Linked DNA regions of Homo sapiens: region 2 is linked to region 1. A link is an interaction called in ENCODE POLR2A ChIA-PET data of the cell type or tissue named here. Cell type or tissue: Caco-2. All regions are shown on one strand.

Region 1 (2,500 bases):
CATCAGTTGAGGTGACGGTGACTCTCTCTCTAGAGAAAAGGTGTCCATGTTCCTTTGTTTTATTAAGCTGTTAAGAATTCGAGAGTTTCATTGTGATTGGTTTTCACATGTCCTGGTGGAGACAGAATTTGTGTGTGTTCATGTGTCTTTCATGTGTCACCTTCTAAACTATTACTGTCACTTTGTATCTGGTCCTCTGTTACCTCCAGCCAAACTGAAATGATCGTAGTTTATATAGTGGAAGTTACGATTTGCAGGAAAGCATTTCCCCTTTGTTGGAATTTATACAAAGTTTTTAATTCCTCTTTGGAGGAAGGCAGCTATAAAGCACCACAGGAGTCTAACCTAGAGGTTACAAAAGCAGAGAAGAGCTTTGGCAGTGAGGGACGGCTGGCTTCCCCTCACACAAGAAAAAGCCGTAAGCACAGTCTCACTCAGATGTGTAGGAAGGACGGATCAGAGGCTGGGGGAGCCGACAGTCTGCCTTGCAGTGAAGGAGGCATGTGATCACCATCAAAGTCTTCTGCTCTGGGAAGGATCACACAGTCGTCCTTCAGCCTGCCTGGGGCGCAGTGTTTTCTTTCCTCAGACCGAAACTGCATGAAGAGAGATTCCAGCAAGGAAGATAGAGCATGCCCCGTACACTCCTCTCTGGTTTTCTTCCTCAAAGGAAATTTATGCATGTAATCCACAAGCCGAAGAACCCATGTTTTTCTTTGGAAAAGGCTACGCCCTTTCAGGGTTTCCTTTTCTCGGCTGTGTTGCCTTCCCATCAGAAGCTGTCTCTTGCCCTCCCCATTATGGGATGTGCGAAATGAAGGAAAACAGAGACACTGCTGGGCATTTGTCTCCATGAGTTGATCCAATCAGAAATCTTTGACTTTTCAGATATGTGTCCAAAAATGAGTGAAGGCTCCTCACAGGAAAAAAAAAAAAAAATTCTAGGTGATCTAAAGATGAACTGTGGCTACTTCTCAGGCTAGCGGATATTTTCCATGTCCCAATCTGTAGCAGCCCAAGCTCTCCCTGAAGTCATTTACTCCTTTAAGAGGGAGTTTTCCAGCCCAGCTGCTCTGCCTGTCTCCCACCTAACCCGGCCAGCTTTCAGTGCTAAGCCCAGGCTGGGTCTGGCCCTGATAACACATTCTTTCAACAGGAAGTGCCTCCATTTTCAGTTGTCTGTGGGAGGGTGGAGGGCAGATAAGCCTTGAATGGAAACACAGAGCCGATTTCTGCTCCACCCTCCTTGCACTTTGATCAGGGAGAGAGCAGGGACCTCCGCCTGGCCTGTGCTGCCTGCCGAAAGGAGGGAGGATGGTTGAGCTGTGGGCATTCCGGAGCTCTCCCTCCCTTTTGTTCAGGAACGTTTGTTTAGGTTGGTCTAGGTTAGTGAAGTGCCTGCTTTTGCAGGGTTGTGATGTCTGCGATCTGAACTAAAGTCCTTTGAAGGGTTGAATTATTTGTGGGAAAATATATCAACCAATTGAAATTTATACGTGTGTTTGTATGTGTGTGTATTAGGTCCAGGATCATAGTATATTTTTCTCTGATTTCCCCCCTCCGCCCCCCCCTCCCAACACACACACATCGTGTTGATTCTCAGTAGGCATCTCTTGACTATCATCAGTGAGGGAAAGGGACTTAAAAGATGAACAATAACAGGACAAAGCCAGGCTTCTTAAGAAGAGTAGCTGTGCCAACTCTGAACGCCTTCTACTTTTAGAATATTGGTTTAGAGGCCAGGCACGGTGGCTCATGCCTGTAATCCCAGTACTTTGGGAGGTCGAGGCAGGCGGATCACTTGAGGTCAGGAGTTCGAGATCAGCCTGGCCAATATGGTGAAACCCTAACTCTACTAAAAATACAAAAATTAGCCGAGTGTAGTGGTGGGCGCCTGTAATCCCAGCTACTCTGGAGACTGAGGCAGGAGACTCACTTGAACTCGGGAGGCGGAGGTTGTAGTGAGCCGAGATACCACCACTGCACTCCAGCCTGGGCGACAGAGTGAGAGAATATCGGTTTTGAGAGCTGAAGTTACGCTGATGCATGGAGCTGACGTGTTGATTGTTTTAACTTGTATAGAACTGTGAGATTCACATGTGCGTGGCTGGCCAGGCCCTGGCCTGTGCCAGGTGGCAGGGAGATGATTTCAGGGGCGGATGGGGGCCCTTCTGACCCGCCCTCCTGTTAGTGCCTCGACTCTGGTTCCCTCCTATTTTTTCAAGCCACTTTCTGATCCCATGAAGGTTGGCTTGTCCCTCAAGTGCCTTGTGTTTCTGGTACTCATGTCTTCTATTCATCCCCAAAGTTATTAGGTTGGTGCAAAAGTAATTGTGGGTTTTGTCATTACTTTCAATGCCAAAAACTGCAATTACTTTGGCAACAACCTAAATAGATTTACTATGCAATTCAATTTAAGTATTCAAAGAAAAATATTCAAAGAAAGGTATAGATGGCTAATAGACTTGGCCCTCTCAGCTAGTCCCCTGTTTCTCCCCTC
Region 2 (2,500 bases), 85 kb before region 1:
GAGGAAAGAACAGGGCCTGCTTCAGTTGTGGTAGAAAGAGGAGTCAAAACTTAGGCTGGGGCAGGACCATGTGCTATGCCAAAGAGCGTGGCCTTTTTCTGTGGGCAGTGGGGAGCCATTGAGAGTTCTACACAGGGAAATTACTCTGGACAATGAAGATGCCCTGAGCCTGTTAGTTATAAAGCTATTTCAACATTAAGAGTTACTCTAATAAAAATATGAATGGATTATCATCAACATCCCAGGACATTAACAAAATTAAGCTTCTTCTATTTCAATGCTTATTTTCTTCTTTGGATAAAGTTAGGAGGAAACATGCTGTGTATCCAAATACTTCCTTTCTGGGGCAAAGGATTTCAGAGAAAGTTCACTGTGTGGAATGTTTTGACCCATAGTATGGTAATAGTTAATCTTTTGAATGACTGTTTCTTTCTTTTTTAAAATTTTTAAACTCTTTAAAAATTTTTTTGGATTTTTTTTAGAGACAGGGCCTTGCTGTGTTGTCCAGGCTGGAGTACAGTGGCATGATCACAGCTCACTGCAGCCTCCATCTCCCAGGCTTAAACGATTTTGCCTTAGCCTCCTGAATAGCTGAGACTACAGGCATGCACTACCACCACACCTGGCTAATTTTTTTGTAGGGGGTGGGGAGGTCTCACTATATCACCCAGGCTGGTCTCGAACTCTTGAGCTGAAGTGATCCTCCTGCCTTGGCCTCCCAAAATGCTGGGATTACAGGTGTGAGCCACCATGCCCAGCCTATATATTTTTAAAATGGGAGCAGGGAGGAGTATGTAGGGTGCTGGGGAAAGATAATCCAGAAACTTTAATTGAGCCCATTTCCAAAGATTTTCCTTGTGCTGGCTGGCCTAACTCCTACCCAAGCCAAGTCCTGGGCTGCAGAAGACCCTGGTGTCCATGGCTCCAGCACCTTTCTTTGAGGCCATGTGGAGAGAAAGCTGGGGGGTAGGGGGTTCCTGCCTCTACCATTCCCCTGTGGCTGTCTCACATGATGAACCCTGCGCAAGTGTCCTTGAACAGCTTTTCTTTTAAAACAAACATCTAATTCCCTGGAAATGCCCTTAATAAAGTGAGCTCACCAACAGATGGTGCTGCTGGGACTGACCCTCACACAAACATCCTCCTTGCTACCTGGAAGGCCTGGCTCCTCCCGATGTTCCCTGCCAGGCATAGAACATGCCTTCAGTTTTTAAGCTATGGAGATCCTGCCCATCTGTGTCTTCTTGTGGCAGGCCTAGGAGGGAAGTCACCATCTGTAGGGTATTAGGGCAGGAGCTCCCTGGGAAGGGGAATTTTCCAGAGTCACATTGGCAGGCTTGCTCCTCCTCGTGGCCCCCTTCAAGCCCCAGTTTCCCCATGTGTGGCCTGAACAAAGCTTCAAAAAGTTCTAGAGGTTTCTTCTGAGGATACCAGACATTGGCTCTGGGTCTGTGGAGCTTCCAGAATCTTGGGGTTCTGCCCCTTGGCTTGTGGTCAAGAACTCGCCTATCTTATGGGTAAGTGGGATCTGATGCAGGCCTGATGTTTTTTTGAGACGGACTCTCACTCTGTCGCCCAGGCTGGAGTGCAGTGGTGCAATCTTGGCCCACTGCAACCTCCGCCTCTTGGGTTCAAGCTATTTTCCTGGCTCAGCCTTTCCAGTGCTGGGATTACAGGCACGCGCCACCACACCCGGCTAATTTTTGTATTTTTAGCAGAGACAGGATTTTACCGTTTGGCTAGGCTGGTCTTGAACTCCTGACCTCAAGTGATCTGCTCGCCTCAGGGTCCCAAAATGCTGGGATTAGCCCTGCCATGAGGAAGGCCTTTGAGGCGACTGACCACTGTGCTGGACATTGCCCCAGGGCACGTGGTCCCACCCTGGGGAGATGGGAGTAGGGCTCACTTGGAGGCGGTAAGGAGCAGTCCTGCTGCTGGCCTGCTCCTTCACATGTCTGCCTGTCTTTGGAGGCATCTCACTTCCTCCTGAAACGGAAAGAATGAAAACTCCCCAGGGGCTGAGGCAAGAGCACCTCTGGCTTCACCCAGATACTTCATCTTCCTCAATTCACTTTGCCTTTTGTCAGCCACCATTACAATCAGGAATTACCTATAGAGAGGAAGGAAGAGTAAAGGTGCAAGTCTGCCATCACCTTAGGCTCTAGCTGCTGAAGTAAGAACAGAGATGGGTCATAGAAGCCTGGGTCCGGTTCCACACTTTGGATGGAGGGAGCTGGAGTGGGTGAGAGAAGGGTGTCAGCGTCCACAGGCAGAGTGGGAATCCTGACTTTTCTACTAACGAGCCCTGCAGCCTTGGTAAGTTCCTTGAGCTCTCTGAGCCTCAGTTTCCTTATCTGTACAGTGAGAATGACAGCATTTTCCTCACTGATGTGTAGTAAAGATTAAAGGCAATGGTGGGTGGATCATTTGAGGTCAGGAGTTCGAGACCAACCTGGCCAATGTGGCAATACCCCGTTTCTACTAAAAATACAAAACTTAG

Evidence for each region. Peaks named below come from ENCODE experiments on the same cell type or tissue, not always from the same donor. Only the 100,000 strongest peaks of a DNase experiment are listed, where the experiment ranks them.
Region 2: POLR2A ChIA-PET joins it to region 1 with 9 read pairs; 2 of 35 experiments call an interaction of 5 or more read pairs at or near these places.

Annotation. Positions count from the first base shown.
Region 1 is chr18:22,193,147-22,195,646 of GRCh38, forward strand. The region is part of intron 6 of GATA6 (GATA binding protein 6); the gene reads left to right. Among named protein-coding and RNA genes, the nearest start is that of GATA6, 25 kb to the left of the region's middle. RefSeq lists an enhancer at 876-1,424. In Caco-2, no CTCF peak of the experiment used is centred here; a DNase peak (open chromatin) is centred at 1,215.
Region 2 is chr18:22,107,756-22,110,255 of GRCh38, forward strand. No RefSeq gene overlaps it. Among named protein-coding and RNA genes, the nearest start is that of GATA6-AS1, 60 kb to the right of the region's middle. RefSeq lists an enhancer at 1,293-2,202. In Caco-2, a CTCF peak has its summit at 1,096 (motif pointing right); a DNase peak (open chromatin) is centred at 1,136.